2 separate regions of the Homo sapiens genome follow, and region 2 is linked to region 1. Evidence: chromatin loops called from intact Hi-C (ENCODE). Cell type or tissue: dorsolateral prefrontal cortex. All regions are shown on one strand.

Region 1 (8,000 bases):
CTCCTGGTGTTGATTTAAAACTTTGTCTGTAACCTCTGCCTCCTGCCTTTGAACACCCTTAACCATAAGCCATCTGGGAATTTGGGTCTTAAGCATGAGCTGCCGGATTCTTCTTGCTTGTCGCCCCACAATAAAGGCCTCACTTTTGGCTGGGCACAGTGGCTCACGCCTGTAATCCCAGCACTTTGGGAGGCCGAGGCGGGCGGATCACCTGAGGTGAGGAGTTCGAGATCAGCCTGGCCAACATGTCGAAACCCCGTCTCTACTAAACATACAAAAATTAGCTGGGTGTGGTGGCGGGTGCTTGTAATCCCAGCTACTCAGGAGGCTGAGGCAGGAGAATTGCTTGAACCAGGTAGGCGGAGGTTGCAGTGAGACGAGATTGCACCATTGCACTCCAACCTGGGCAACGGAGTGAGAATCTGTCTCAAAAAAACCAAAACCAAAAACAAAAACAAAGCCTCACTTTCTCACTGCGATTTTTGTCAGTAATTGGCCTTAGTGTGCAGGGTGAGCGAATCCATTTGTTTGGATAGCATCCAGCTTCCAGCCCTCAGAGAGGAGGCAGAAGTGCTGGGCCAAAGAGCAGACCTCACTCAGAGCTGCCACAGCAAAGCCAGCATGGAAGGGTACCTGTGAGTGTGGTGGCTGCAGGGACAGACGGAAGGAAGCCTGCATTCTCATCCTGGCCTGCGACAGCCAGACGAGGGGCAGCTGTCTGCACCGCAGCTTCCTTATTGATAAAATGAGCAATTTGGAGTAAACTCCTTTCTCGCTTTCGCTCCACAATCCTAGGAATTGGAACTCCTCTAAGGGCAGGAAAAGGGCCAAGGGACTAGCTTGTAGACTCTGACTGCTCTGGGTTTAAGTCTCAGGTCTGGTACTCTTTATTTATTTTGAGACGGAGTTTCACTCTTGTTGCCCAGGCTGGAGTGCAATGGCGTGATCTTGGCTCACCTCAACCTCCACCTCCTCGGTTCAAGCGATTCTCCTGCCTCAGCCTCCTGAGTAGCTGGGATTACAGGCGCGTGCCACCGCACCCAGCTAATTGTATTTTTAGTAGAGATGGGGTTTCTCCATGTTGGTCAGGCTGGTCTCGAACTCCCGACCTCCGGTGATCTGCCCACTTCGGCCTCCCAAAGTGCTGGGATTACAAGCGTCAGCCACCATGCCCGGCCTAGGTCTGGTACTCTTTAAACCTTTGGCCAGCCCACAGAACCTCTCTAAGCCTCAGAGTCCTGATTGGAAAGAAGGCGGTGTAAGCACATCTACTTTAGTACTATGTCCAATGCACAAGATGCAAGCGCCTGGCATGCAGTGGGTGCTCCCCAAGTGTGAGCTAATGCCATCCGTGATGGGGGCACAACAGCACCGGGCCTGCAGCCAGGCTCTCCCCACCTGACATTGCCTGGGCACCCTCTGGGAGGCTGAGGATCGGTGTTCCTGTCATTCCGTGATGTTTTTCCAGAAGGTAAGAATTCCTGGAGCAGATGAGTGATTCCCTTGATAGGACGTTATCCCATCCCGCACCTCACCTCTCTGGGACAAGGGGCGACAGCTCACCCTCAAAGGGTTTTGGGTATTTGTCTTTGGATGGCAACCAAGGGAATCCTATCTATGGCTGCAGACACTAACCCTAAAAGAGCACTGTGGTGTTTCATTTAATTCTCTCAACTGATGTGAAGCAGCTACTGGCACTGTCCCCATCTGACAGATGATTGGAGGAGAGAGAGCCCACACCCAGATGCCTGCCTGACCCCAGGGCCCAGCTCTCATCCAACTCACTGTGCTGCCTGCCAACAAGCAGATACTTGTTTTGTTTGTTTTTGTAGGGACAGGGTTTTGCTATGTTGCCCAGGCTGCTCTTGACCTCCTGGGGGCTCAAGCAATCCTCTTGCTTCAGCCTCCCAGAATGCTGGGATTACAGGTATGAACCACCCTGCTCAACCAAGCAGACAATGGTTTTGGTTCCTTTTTTTTTTTATGGAGACAGAGTCTTGCTCTGTCACCCAGGCTGGAGTGCAGTGGCGTGATCTTGGCTCACTGCAACCTCTGTCTCCTGGTTCAAGCAACTCTTCTGCCTCAGCCTCCGAGTAGCTGGGACTACAGGTGTGCGCCACCACACCCAACTAATTTTTGTATTTTTAGTAGAGACGGGGTTTTGCCATGTTGGCCAGGCTGGTCTCGAACTCCTGACCTCAAGTGATCCACCCCCCTCGGCCTCCCAAATGGGATTACAGGTGTGAGCCACCATACCCAGCTTGGTTTTGGTTCTGCGAGCCACAGCCATGGGCAATCTGACTCAGCTCTCCACTGTGCCAGTCCTTCCAGAACCAACCCTGCTCAGGGGTGTTGCACCAAGTCATGGCCAGGACTCCACACCTATTAAGTGAAGATCTCCTGCCTTTTCTTCCCCTTCTTTCCTCCTCCCTAGGCCAAAAGGCCTAAGCACTCAAACCATGCAGACAGAAGTAAGGCTGGCTCTGGCTCAGGGAGATCACAATCTCAGGGCTGCCACATCGGATAAAAGACTCAAAGCTCCAAAGCGCAGCACAGAGCCTTCTCCAGAAACAGCAGAATAAGTGCCTGTCGGGGATCCCCAAGCAGAGACACTAAGAGAAAGGGAAACGACGGCAGTAAGAAAATACGCGGGGGCTCTCCTTCTCAGTCATGCATAATAAACACAAGAGAAATTTCGAGAAATTTCATTTGCATGTTGAAATTTCATTGCAACATGGTCCCACGGAGGGATTCGACGCTGAGAAAGCTACTGTGCTTGGGGCGGGGGGGTCTTGCTGTGGCAGAAGAAGGAAGAGAAAAAAAGGAGGAAAAAAATGGTTGGGAAAAGTAAAGCTGGTGATAATGATCCTAACAATTCTAAAATACCTGCACAGAGACACAGATGCACAGACACACTTCTGCTCCCACAACTGCTTGCGACGCAGGCAAGGCGGGAGAGGAAACCACGCTCGGAGAAGGGACGGGACTCAGCTTCTAGGAATCAGCTGAGAAGTGGAGACGCTGGGACCGCGGACTCCAGGACCCGGGCTCAGTCACCCACGCCGGGAAGCTGCCCAGGATGGCAAGAACCCAGCCCAGGCCCACGCCGCCCCCATAGCTCAGTGGACCCGGACCTCAGGGTGCCCCTGTCCTGGGAAAGTTGCTTCCTGACCCTGAGGAAACGCCAGCAGGAAAGACTCCACTTGGTAAACACTTTTGGTGGGGACTGCTCTGTGACTTCCGCCAATTTTTCTCCAGGGGCAGCAGCTTGATTTGGAGGAGCTCTATCGCCCCCTGGTGGAGATTTAGCCACATGCTTCTGCAGGGGCCACCGTCACCGTTCAGACTGCAGCAGCTGTGGGGGCAGAGGCACGAAAAGGGACGGGACGGAGGACGTTTTAGAGACCAACTTTTTAGAATATTTGTTTGGCATAATAATCTTCTAGAGGAGCTGGCATCACTCGGGGACCTGGGCAACTGGGGCTCCTGCCCTGGCTTGGCTTTAGCAGGCCCCACTCTGGTCCTCTGTGGGGCAGTAAGTCCAGGGAGCTCACCCAAAGCCCACAGCCGTCCTTCCCCTGCACCTGGAGCTCCAGGCCCTAAACCTGCTCCCACGGCTGCATGGGCCTCTCTCTTGGATCCTGACTCCCAGGAGTGAATGCCACTGTTGGTGTGTGCACTTCCAAACCCAGGGAGTGGCCAAGGGGCAGCTGTCTGTGGGGGTGTGAATCCGCACACACATGTGCTGGAGCCCCCTCATGGAGAGAAGACCCTCATTTGTAGTCTGGCCCCAGGAATCTCCTCTCCTCTTTAGAGGAGACCTGGATGGTCTTTGAAAAATTTGAATCACACTTATCATAATGTATTTTTGCCGGGCGCGGTGGCTCACGCCTGTAATCCCAGCACTTTGGGAGGCCGAGGCGGGCAGATCACGAGGTCAGGAGATTGAGCCCATCCTGGCTAACACGGTGAAACCCCGTCTCTACTAAAAGTACAAAAAATTAGCCGGGCCTGGTGGGGGGGCGCCTGTAATCCCAGCTACTTGGGAGGCTGAGGCAGGAGAATGGCGTGAACCCGGGAGGCGGAGCTTGCAGTGAGCCGAGATCGCGCCACTGCACTCCAGCCTGGGCGACAGAGCAAGACTCCATCTCAAAAAAAAAAATAAATAAATAAAAAGTATTTTTAAAAATGTGTTAGTTGGGCCAGGTGTGGTGGCTCACGACTGTAACCCCAGCACTTTGGGAGGCTGAGGCGGGCGGATCACCTGAGGTCAGGAGTTTGAGACCAGCCTGGCCAACACGGTGAAACCCCGTCTCTACTAAAAACACAAAAATTAGCCGGGCGTGGTGGCGGGCGCCTATAATCCCATACCCGGGAGGCTGAAGCAGGAGAACTGTCTGAACCCAGGAGGCAGAGGTTGCAGTGAGCTGAGATTGCACCACCGCATTCCAGCCTGGGCGACAGAGCAAGACTCCATCTCAAAAAATAAAATAAAATAAAATAAAATAAAATAAAAAATGTGTTATTTGATCCTATCAAGACATTCAACCCAATTTCTGGATTATAGGAAATAAAGGGGATAAAGAAACCACAAAGAGGCAATGAGACAAACCGGAAGGGGGAACATTTGCATTCCTGGTTGGGGCCTTCGAGAATCAGTGTTATGAAATGAGGGTCTGTTTAGGGTTACAAGGGATTTATTTCTTGGGGCCAGGAGTTCGAGACCAGTCTGGGCAACACAGTGAGATCCTGTCACAACAAAAAATTAAAAAAAAAAAAAATTAGCTGGGCATGGTGGTGCACACCTGTAGTCACAGCTACTCGGGAGGCTAAGGCAGGAAGACTGCTTGAGCCCAGGAGTTCAAGTTTATGGTGAGCTATGATCACACCACTGCACTCCAGCCTAAGTGACAGAGTGAGACCCTATCTCAAAAAAAAAAAAAAAAAAAAGAAAAAGAGAATAAAAAGAGAGATTTAAGATAATTTATGTAGTGACTTCCTTCCAATGGGTATCATACGTAAAGAGGGGAAAGAAAGAGTAATTTTACAGTGGAGAAGCCTGACAAGACTTCAGCCAGGTGACTACGCGCGTGTTGGCCAGGCTGCAGTGCAGTGGCTATTCACAGGTGCAATCGTGCAATCACAGCACACGACAGCCTCAAATTCCTGGGCTCAAGCGATCCTCTTGAGTATCTGGGACTACAGGTGGGCACTGCATTGCTTGAAAAAGGAATTTTTGTTTGTTCTCAAAATTTTGTTTGCTTCAAACTATTTCCCACGGCCTAGATCTAAACTCCTGCAAGCTCTGGTGCCACTGAACTCTCTAAACTCTTTTTGTGCCATTCTCCACTTCACTGCAACGATCCTCCCACATCAGCCTTCCGTCTGGCTCCTTCCTGTTTTAAGGCCTTTGCCCATGCTGTGTCCCGGCTAAAATGCCTTTCTCATGATGGCCAAAACTGAAGTAACCCCCACCTTCCACTGCTGTCTCTCATCACCCCATTTACTTCCTTCTGAGCATCATCTTTTTTGTTTGCTAACCACCTGTCCCCCCTACTAGAATGTAAGCTCCTGAGGGGCAAAGACCTTTCCCTAAGCTGTTCACCATACTCCAGCATTTAGAGCAGTAGCTTGCATATACGGTACACGCGCAATAAATATCTACCCAGTGAATAACTCAATAGGTCTTAAGATCATAACAACTACAGAAGCCATAAGTTACAGACTGCAAGCCATCTCTGCTTCTCTTGATATGAAAACACTAAATATGAGTTATTTTTGTTTTTGAGACAGATTCTCGTTTTGTCACCCAGGCTGGAGTACAGTGGCCCAATCCCAGCTCACTGCAGCCTTGACCTCCCAGGCTTAAGCAATCCTCCCACCTCAGCCTCCTGAGTAGCTGGGACACCACGCCAGACTAATTTTTTTTTTTTTTTTTTTAAAGCAGAGATGGGGTTTTGTCATGTTGCCCAGGCTGGTCTTGAACTCCGGAACTCAAGTGATCTCCCTGCTTCGGCCTCACAAAGTGCTGAGATTAAAGGTGTGAGCCACCTCACCCGCCTGAAATTGCTTTTTTTTTTGAGACAGAGTCTCACTGTTGCCCAGGCTGGGGTGCGGTGGTGCCATCTTGGCTCACTACAACCTCTGCCTACCGGGTTCAAGCGATTCTCCTGCCTCAGCCTCCCAAGTAGCTGGGATTACAGGCGCCCACCACCATGCCCGGCTAATTTTTGTATTTTTAGTTAGAGATGGGGTTTCACCATGTTGGCCAGGCTGATCTTGAACTCCTGACCTCAGGTGATCCGCCCACCTCAGCCTCCCAAAGTGCTGGTGCTGGTATTACAGGTGTGTGCCACCGCGCCCGGCTACAAAACTGCTCTTTTTAAAACATATTTTTTTGAGACATGGTCTCACTCTGTCGCCCAGGCTGGAGTGCAGTAGCACAATCTCAGCTCACTTCGGCCTCTGCCTCCCAGACTCAAGCAATACCTCCTGCTTCAGTCTCCAGAGTAGCTGGGCCTACAGGTGCACACCACTGTGTGCGGCTTTTTTTTTTTTTTTTTTTTTTTTGAGACGGGGTCTCACTCTTGTCCCCGAGGCTGTGGTGCAGTGGCACGATCTCAGCTCACTGCAACATTTGCCTCCTGGGTTCAAGCTTCTCCTGCCTCAGGCTCACTAGTAGCTGGGATTACAGGCACTCTCCACCACGTCTAGCTAATTTTTGTACGAGACGGGGTTTCGCCATGTGGGCCAGGCTGGTCTCGAACTCATGACCTCAGGTGATCCGCCCGCCTTAGCTTCCCAAACTGCTGGGATTACAGGTGTGAGCCACCACGCCCGGCCCCAAGGACTCACTTCTAATTCACTTATCTCACCCTGGCCCATTTAGGCATCTAGGGAACGGGCCCCGCCCTTACCAATAGCAAACTCCACCAGGGTCTCATTCTCCTCCGACAGCGAATCGAGAAATAAATCCAGGACCTGCAGCTGCCGCAGATACTCGTAGTTGCTGGGGTCATAAGCGAAGTTGGCGAGGTTGGCGAGGACTTGCTCCTTGGCGTCTGCAACGGGAAAGCGGCACTGAAGCCAGGTCCGGGCGGCGGTCACAGCGGACCCTGCCACCTGATCCCACCGTGGCTCTCACCTTGGCTTTGGGTCTCCTGGAATTCCGTGACCAGCGCCTGCAGGTATCCCAGCCGCCCGACGTGGGGGTCCACCTTCGGCTTCTGGGCCATGGCCGCGGTGACGGAGGACCCCCAGGGACGGGCGGGAGGGTGGGAAAGGTGCAGGGGGAAAGCCGAGCGAGACCCTCACCCGCTCTCCACCTGTCTGGAGAGGGAAGAGGGGGTCGGCAAATGGGTTTCTTTCCTGGGTTCAGATTCTGCAGTAATTTGCAGCTGGAAATGGGATATGGGAGATGGGACGGGGTCTCAGAATCCTGTAGGAGTTGCGTTTGAAAATCGAAATTGGGGCGCGGGAGACAGGGAACCGTCTACTGGTTGGGGCTCGCGGAGGGGGCACTGGCGCACCGTCCCCGGCTCCTGGGCTCGGTTCCGGGCTCCCGGCGGAAGCCGCGCTGTCCCTACCCCCGAAGGGGCGGGGCCGTCGCCGAACTCCTTGGCGCGCGTGCGCGGCGCGCTTCTGGTTTTCTGGATGCCGAAGCTCTTTAGCCTGTGCTGGAACCAGCGGCGAGCGGCTTCGCTGAGGCAGGTGCAGGCGTGGGTGGGTGTACTGCGAGGAGCAGCCTGGCCTCCCGTATCCCATGTCCAGATGCAAATTACTGCAAAATCTGAACGCAAGAAAGAAACCCACTTGCCGCCCCCGCCAACAGATGGGCGAGTGAGGGCCTCGCTCGGCTTTCCCGCCCCACCTTTCCCACTCTCCCGCCGGTCCCCCGGGGTCCTCCGCCGTCCCGACATGGCCCAGAAGCCGAAAATGAGACACCCATGTCGGGTGGCTGGAATTCCGCCAGGAGCAACTCAGGAGCGCAGCAGAGTCTG
Region 2 (8,000 bases), 150 kb after region 1:
GGAACAAATATTGGCTGAATATCTGCCATATGCCTTACTGGCAAGGTCAGGGACTGATGGGGCTTCAAGGCACGTGCACCCAGACTGTGGAGGCAGGAACAACGCAGGGTGGGGGTGGGGTGGGGCCGGAGGTTCCCAGGTGGGAGCAAGCAAGCCTGGGGCTCTGGGAGGCTTCTTAGAAGAAGTAGCTTCAGAGACCAGAATTATTATTATTAAATATTTAGAGACAGGGTCTCACTCAGTCATGCACGCTGGAGTACAGTGGCACAATCACAGCTCACTGCAGCCTTGAACTCCTGGGCTCAAGTGATCTTCCTGCCTCAGCCTCCTGAGTGGCTGGGACTACAGGTGCGTGCCACTACACGTGGCTAATTTTTTCTTTTTTTTTTTGTAGAGATAGTCTCACTATGTTACCCAGGCTGGTCTTCAACTTCTGGGCTCAAGTGATCCTCCTGCTTCAGCCTCCCAAAGCTCTGGGATTACAGGTGTGAACCACTCTGTCACCGAGGCTGAAGTGCCATGGTACGATCCTGGTTCACTGCAGCTTCCTGGGCTTAGGCAGTCCTCCCACCTCAGCCTCCCAAGTAGCTGAGATGACAGGTGTGTGCCACCATGCCCAGCTAATTTTTTTGATTTTTTTTGTAGAGATGGTATTTCGTCATGTTGTTCAGGCTGGTCTCAAACTCCTGGGCTCAAGCAATCCATCTGCCTCAGCCTCCCAAAGTGTTGGGATCACAGGTGTGAGCCACTGTGCCCAGCCATTATTATTATTATATTTTTTATTTTTTTGAGACGGAGTCTCACTCTGTCGCCCAGGCTGGAGTGCAGTGGTGCGATCTTGGCTCACTGCAACCTCCGCCTCCTGGGTTCAAGTGATTCTCCTGCCTCAGCCTCCCCCAGTAGCTGGGATTACAGGCATGTGCCACCATGCCTGGCTAATTTTTGTATTTTTAGTAAAGAGGGGTTTCACCATATTGGCCAGGCTGGTCTCAAACTCCTGACCTCGTGAGCCACCCACCTCAGCCTCCCAAAGTGCTGGAATTACAGGCGTGAGCCACCGCGCCTGGCCTATTATTATTATTATTATTTTTGAAATGGAGTCTCACTCTGTCACCCAGGCTGGAGTGTAGTGGCACGATCTTGGCTCACTGCAACCTTCAACTCCCGAGTTCAAGCGATTTCTGCCTCAGCCTCCTGAGTAGCTGGGACTACAGGCATGCACCACCACACCCAGCTAATTTTTGTATTTTTAGTAGAGACGGGGTTTCACCACATTGGCCAGGGTGGTCTCGAACTCCTGACCTTGTGATCCATCTGCCTTGGCCTCCCTAACTGCTGGGATTACAGGTGTGAGCCACCTCACCTGGCCATTATTACTTTTTTGAGACAGAGTCTTGCTCTGTTGCCCAGGCTTGAGTGCAGTGGTGCCATCACAGCTTACTGCAGCCTTGACCTTCTGGGCTTATGGGATCCTCCCACCTTAGCCTCCTTAGAGGTTGGGCAGGCCCACCTGGTGAATTTGTTTTTATTTTTTGTAGAGATAGGGTCTCTACAAAAGCCATGTTGCCCAGGCTGGTCTTGAACTCCTGGGCTCAAGCAATTCTCCCACCTTGGCCTCCCAAAGTGCTGGGATTACAGACATGAGCCACCACGCCCGGCCCCAGAATTATTTTTAAATAAGATATATATTTTTTTCTGATGATAAGAGTAACATGTATGAAGTGCAGGCTTGTGGTGGTAGCAGGGACCTCAGGTTTTATTGGCTGTAGGATTTCAGAGAAGGAAAAAAGCTGTGTTGGAGAAAGCAGGAAGGTGTCTTGCAGGAAGTGACACTCAGAAGGAGCCATAAAGGGATGGGCCCGAGGAGGTGCGCGTGCCTTGGACACTCTGGTCCCTTAACAGATGAACATTCAAAAGGAAAAAAATAGTAACATGTGCTCTTACAGAAAAACATAAAGAAAAATATAAAACCACCCAGAGAGAGAGTTGCTACTAACATTCTGGTTCATTTTCTTCTAGTCTTTTTTTTTTTTTTTTTTTTTTTGAGACAGAGTCTTGCTCTGTCACCCAGGCTGGAATGCAGTGGCGCGATCTCGGCTCACTGCGACCTCTGCCTCCTGGGTTCAAGCAATTCTCTGCCTCAGCCTCCTGAGTAGCTGGGATTACAGGCACCCGTCACCATGCCCAGCTAATTTTAGTGTTTTTAGTAGAGACGGGGTTTCACCATCTTGGCCAGGCTGGTCTTGAACTCCTGACCTTGTGATCCACCCGCCTCAGTCTCCCAAAGTGTTGGGATTACAGGCGTGAGCCACCTCACCCAGCCTCTTCTAGTCTTTTATTCATGTATAATTTAACATGAATTGTGAGCATCCTAGACGAAGTTTTATATCTTGTGTACTTTTTTTTTTTTGAGATGGGGTTTTGCTCTTGTTGCCCAGGCTGGAGTGCAGTGGCATGATCTTGGCTCACTGCAACCTCTGCCTCCTGGGTTCAAGTGATTCTCCAGCCTCAGCTTCCCGAGTAGCTGGGATTACAGGCGCCTGCCACCACGCCTGGCTAATTTTTGTATTTTTAGTAGAGACAGAGTTTCACCATGTTGGCCAGGCTGGTCTCGAACTCCTGATCAGGTGATCCACCCACCTCAGCCTCCCAAAGTGCTGGGATTACAGGCATGAGCCACTGTGCCTGGCTGGGCATGTGTGTTTTTAAGGCCTGTTGCCTCCGTGGGAATGGATTTTGGAATGCATTGTTGTGGGGAAAAGGGGAAGGGGGAAGAGAGAACAGCTTGGGTGAAGGTCAAGAGAAGAGATGGCAGGGTGGAGTCCTGGAGTAGTAAATGCAGGTGTATGTGTGTATGACACGTGTGTACGCATGTGTGTCTGTGTGCACGTGTGTAAGGCATGTTTCTGTGAGATCTTGGCTGAGTGCTGGGCTGAGGTTTGGACTTGTCCCAGCAGGCAGTGGGGAGCCCCTGAAGGGCTCTGGGTGAGGAAGCAGTGCCTGTGGCAGCGGTGCCGTGGTGCATGCAGGATGCCACCTCGGTGCATGCGTTGGCAGCAGCATAGAGGCAGGGTTGAAAGAGGTGGATTTGAAGTTGGCAGCCCTGGCAAGGGCAGCCTGAGCTGCAGCGCTGGAGGTGGGCGCTGAGAGGGGCGTGTTGGGGTCAGAGAGCCACAGAGGTGAATTCACCAGATGTGGCAGCTGTTTTGGGTGTGCTGTGAGAGGGCAGAGCCGGAGGCCTGTGGCGGGCATCCTGGGTGACTGGAAACGGAGTACAAGTCACCTTTGTCTTCTTCCCATGGAGAGAGGGCATGGTCTTGACCTGGATCCCTGAGCATTTGACCTAATGGTGTGGCCTGGGGCTGTGCCCAGGTGGGGAGGTCAGCCTGCTTTGCCAGGGGAGGATGGTGACTTAACCAGGGTCACACACCTCCTCAGGGGTGGCGTTGGGCTTTGGCTGACTCTGTGCCTAGCTGACCCCTGACCATGCATGCCTGGTGTCTCCAGCCTGACTGTGCTGTCCAGGGGTTGTGGTGGCTGAAGTATGTCCCCCACCCATGTGGGATGGCTCTGGGACCCCAGCAGGTAGGGGGACTCTGGCTTCCCTCTCAGGGTCTCTCCTGGCCACAAGTTGGGCAAAGTGTAGGCCCTCTGGCCAGGAGTTGTGTAACTCTGGACCCTTGGTCCCCCCACAGCCCGTGGAAGCCACCGATGATGCCTTTTGGGACCAGTTCTGGGCAGACACAGCCACCTCGGTGCAGGATGTGTTTGCACTGGTGCCGGCAGCAGAGATCCGGGCCGTGCGGGAAGAGTCACCCTCCAACTTGGCCACCCTGTGCTACAAGGTGAGGGCTGCCCAGTCCCTCCTGCTACTCTTCCACCCTCCCAGCCCACAGCAGGAGAAGGCAGGCGCATCCAGGGCCTCCCGCCCCACAGGGGCAGGCAGCCCTGTGGCCTCACTCAGCTCTTCCACTTCTCTGTGGTTCTCTTTGCTGGGCGTTGGGACCACGGCAGCCGTCATTTATGGGGGAGTCCTCCAGGCCACATCTGACTGAGCACCTTCCACAGATCAGTTCATTTAGCTCCCTCTGTGGGGTGGGTACTGCCAGGGTCGCCAGTTTACAGATAGGGAAACTGAGGCTGGGAGACTCACTTAGCAAGGCCTCAGCCATCCAGTGGCTAGCTGGGCCCTGGCTGTCCTGATGCTCCAAGCTGCTCTGGCCTGTGTCCCAGTCCCCCAAGGCTGGCCGACCCCAACTCCAGGTGGCTCCTCTGCCTGTGGCCCCACTGTCTCTCCTCTGCAGCCTGGGTGCCCCCCCTGACCCTCCTCTGCAGCCTGGGTGCCCACCCTGACCCCAAGTGCCAGGGTCCTTTCCCCACCTTCCAGCCTGCCCTCTGCTCCTGCCTGCCCCCACAGGCCGTTGAGAAGCTGGTGCAGGGAGCTGAGAGTGGCTGCCACTCGGAGAAGGAGAAGCAGATCGTCCTGAACTGCAGCCGGCTGCTCACCCGCGTGCTGCCCTACATCTTTGAGGACCCCGACTGGAGGGGCTTCTTCTGGTCCACAGTGCCCGGGGCAGGGCGAGGAGGGGTCTGTGGGCCTGGCCAGGGCTGGGTGGGAGGCAGAGTTGGCGTCACAGGGAGAGCGCCCTTTAGGGCCGGCCATGCTCCTCCAAGCCTCTTCTGGGATTTGGGAAGTACAGGGGTGGGGCCAGTGGGTGCTGCTGAGGGATGGTGTTCAATGCCACCTCCTTGGGCCCTCAGTTCCCCTCCCATGGGGGTTTCTGTGCCCACAGTCTGGAGGAAGTAGGGTATGGAGAGAAGCTGAGAGCCAGGGGTCACTGGGCAGAGGTGGAGGCAGAGGAGCTGGGCCCTCTGAGGGCCGGAGAGGGACCACACTGTCCTCTCTCCCCCACACCACCTGCCCTGGGTTTATGTCCAGGTGAGGTGCTGAGGGATGCAACACAGTGATTCCTAGCAGGGCTGAGACTCTTGATGTTGGGGTCACCGCCCGGCCCCCTCCAGTCAGTAGGGGAGGTTCCCTCGCTGTTCCCGGCCCGGCTCCCTGCTGTGCCCCACTTCTGCCTTGGGAGGTTTGGGGCAACCAGGAGTCCACTTCCTGTCCCTTCATTCCTCTGCCCATGGGTGCCCGCCTGGGCTCAGCCCCTGTCCTCCACCACCCCCAAGCCCTGGGCCACCTCTTCCTGGCCAGCTATCACTGAGGCAGCCTGTGGGTGCTGTGTCCCCAGCAGGGAGAAGAGGATGATGAGCATGCCAGGCCCCTGGCCGAGTCCCTGCTCCTGGCCATTGCTGACCTGCTCTTCTGCCCGGACTTCACGGTTCAGAGCCACCGGAGGAGCACTGTGGTGAGTGTCCCCCAGCCCCCCACCCCCAGGCGGAGTAGGCTCTGGTCCTGGGTTGGGGCCGGGCCAGTTGAAGTTCCCTTGGGCGGATTGCACTGGGGGCCGGGGGGCTCCAGGAGAGCTGAGCTGCCTGGCACATGTAGGCCTGGGTGGCAGCTGGTACAGCTGAGGGAAGCCAGCTGGGGCTGGCCCTGCCCGCTGCGTTCGGATGGCTGGGCACAGACACCCATTGTCTTTGCTTGCCCAGGGGTGTGGGGCTCAGACACAGGAGGGCTGGCCCTCTTGCTTCCTGTGGTGGCATGGACTTCACCTTGAGTCTTCTCTGCCCACCCCCAAACCCGGGGCACCCAATCCCCTGCCCCTCCCTCCCTTTCTCCCTGTCCCAAACTGGACTGAGCAAGTGAAAGAACCAGTCTGAGATGGAAGAAAAATGAGCTTTCAAGAGGCCTAAGAATATTCACTCCTGCTCTTGTGCATGAGGGCCAGGCCATTTTGAGGACCTGTCTTTAGGAGAACTGGCGGTCTCTGCCCCTGGGACTGTGTGAGGCTCGAGGTGGCCAGGTTCTGACCCAGGCTGCTGTTCACCTCTCGACCCCCTAACCCGGCTTCTTCCTGGCCTGTCCCCAGGACTCGGCAGAGGACGTCCACTCCCTGGACAGCTGTGAATACATCTGGGAGGCTGGTGTGGGCTTCGCTCACTCCCCCCAGCCTAACTACATCCACGATATGAACCGGTGAGCTTCGCCCAGGCCCGGAGCCCTCAATGCAGCTGGACCCCGGGCCGGGCCCCCGCACAGCTCAGAAAGCCCATGGGGTCTTCCCAGAAGACCGTCCTCACCTATGACCCGACCTTGACCTTACAGGGGTCAACGGGAGTAACTTCCTTCCATGGACCTGGGCTGGGGCGCTGGGCTGGGTGGGCAGAACCTCCAAGAGGGGACTGGGATCCTAAGGTGCCCTCCCCCTTCCTCCTACAAGGATGGAGCTGCTGAAACTGCTGCTGACATGCTTCTCCGAGGCCATGTACCTGCCCCCAGCTCCGGAAAGTGGCAGCACCAACCCATGGGTTCAGTTCTTTTGTTCCACGGAGAACAGGTGAAGGGCCCTTGGCCTTTCTGCGCTCTCTTCCCTCTTATTCCAGGCAATCCAGAGCTGAGTCCATTCGCCAGCTCTGGGTCTCGTTTGAGGGGAGGTGCTGCCCCCTGGTGGTGATGAACTTTAACTTACCAGCCACACCTCACACTAGCCCCGTCTCTCCTTGGAGTCCTCGACAGGACAGAATCTGGGGGCCCCTCAGTAATCCGTCCCTGGGTCCTCCATCAAGAGCCGCCTGTCCAGTAGAAATAGAATGCAAACCACGAGTGCAATTTTAAAATTAAAAAAGTTAAAAAGTAAAATTGGGCCAGGCGCGGTGGCTCACACCTGTAATCCCAGCACTTTGGGAGGCCAACGTGGGCAGATTACCTGAGGTCAGGAGTTTCAGACCAGCCTGGCCAACATGGTGAAACCGTATCTCTACTAAAAATACAAAAATTAGCCAGGCTTGGTGGCGGGTGCCTGTAATCCCAGCTACTCGGGAGGCTGAGGCACGAGAATCGCTTGAACCCGGGAGGCGGAGGTTGCAGTGAGCCGAGATTGCGCCACTGCGCTCCAGCCTGGGTGACAGAGTGAGACTCTGTTTCCAAAAAAAAAAATAAATAAATACAATAATTAATAATATATTTCATATAACCCAATATACCCCAAACTTTAGCATTTAACATGGAATCAGTATACAACATTACTGAGCTGTTTGACATCCCCCTTTTCATACTAAGTTTTCAAAATCCAGTGTGTATTTGTCTTGGTTCCGATCAGCCACATTCCAAGGGCTCGACAGCTCCTTGTGGCTTGAGGCTGCTGTGTGGGACTCTGCAGCTTAGAGACCGGGTCGGGGAGTGTGTGACAAATACCTCGAAGGGCAGGGAGGCCCAGCCCACATGGGGCACTCATGGACTGTGGGGGACACGTGAGCACGGGGTGGGGGGAGGGTGTCACACGTGCCACGTGGCAGAGTTGAGTATTTGAGCAGGTAGCTCCCACTGGGAGCTGTGTTGGCTGCATAGGGTCTGTGCCCGGCAGGTGGCGGTCGACCTCCGCCTTCCAGACTCTGGTCCCTACATGACACGCCTTATTCTTCAGGTTTCCTAGCCTTCTGTTCAACCTTCCACCCTACTCCAGAAGAGAAGGGAGCCAGGCGACCCCCTCCACCAGCCACAGTCCGAGGCTGGCCAGAGTTTTCTTTCTCACCAGCCTTATCAGGCAAACTGCCACCCTTTGTCCCTCACTTAACCTCTCTGGGTCTCAGCTTCCTCATCTGTAAGCTGAGCAGCTTGAACCCTGACATCTCTTGAGTCTGAGTGGAGTCATTCTGTGGCTTGGGAGCTGGTTGGCTGAGCGTGGGCTCTGCTCCCTGAGGGGAAGCCCACCTTCTCCACAGGCCTCCATTCCCATCTCTGAGGACCCAAGGGAGGGTATCTGCCCCTTAAGACCCTAAGGGGTATGAATGTGTCCTAATCATGGCTCTGGGCTTCCCACACCCACTCTTTCCAAGCCACTCCCTGACGTGGTGCTAAAATGCTTGTTGAATGAGGCTGACCT

What was found. Hi-C counts contacts between places; a loop is a spot of excess contacts. Peaks named below come from ENCODE experiments on the same cell type or tissue, not always from the same donor. Only the 100,000 strongest peaks of a DNase experiment are listed, where the experiment ranks them.
Region 2: it touches region 1 in a loop (6-fold over the local background); 39 of 110 quality-filtered maps call a loop at or near these places.

Annotation. Positions count from the first base shown.
Region 1 is chr17:75,109,524-75,117,523 of GRCh38, reverse strand. ARMC7 (armadillo repeat containing 7) reads right to left here and starts at 7,555. Exons shown (of 3, transcript NM_024585.4): 1 at 7,145-7,555; 2 at 6,918-7,061. The coding sequence starts at 7,235. It also overlaps a transcript of SLC16A5 not described here. RefSeq lists enhancers at 2,454-2,503, 2,544-2,603, 3,045-3,584 and a silencer at 7,485-7,564. In dorsolateral prefrontal cortex, CTCF peaks have their summits at 3,097, 3,296 (motif pointing left), 7,437 and 7,636; DNase peaks (open chromatin) are centred at 3,303, 7,133, 7,633 and 7,893; H3K4me3 peaks cover 3,366 bases; H3K27ac peaks cover 2,656 bases.
Region 2 is chr17:74,960,328-74,968,327 of GRCh38, reverse strand. HID1 (HID1 domain containing) reads left to right here. Exons shown (of 19, transcript NM_030630.3): 2 at 3,696-3,845; 3 at 4,418-4,588; 4 at 5,247-5,363; 5 at 5,988-6,094; 6 at 6,339-6,455. Among named protein-coding and RNA genes, the nearest start is that of HID1-AS1, 6.4 kb to the left of the region's middle. RefSeq lists silencers at 3,306-3,464, 7,320-7,614 and enhancers at 4,529-5,029, 7,541-7,810, 7,821-7,890. In dorsolateral prefrontal cortex, CTCF peaks have their summits at 6,365 and 6,569 (motif pointing left); DNase peaks (open chromatin) are centred at 5,557 and 6,557; H3K4me3 peaks cover 810 bases; H3K27ac peaks cover 5,436 bases.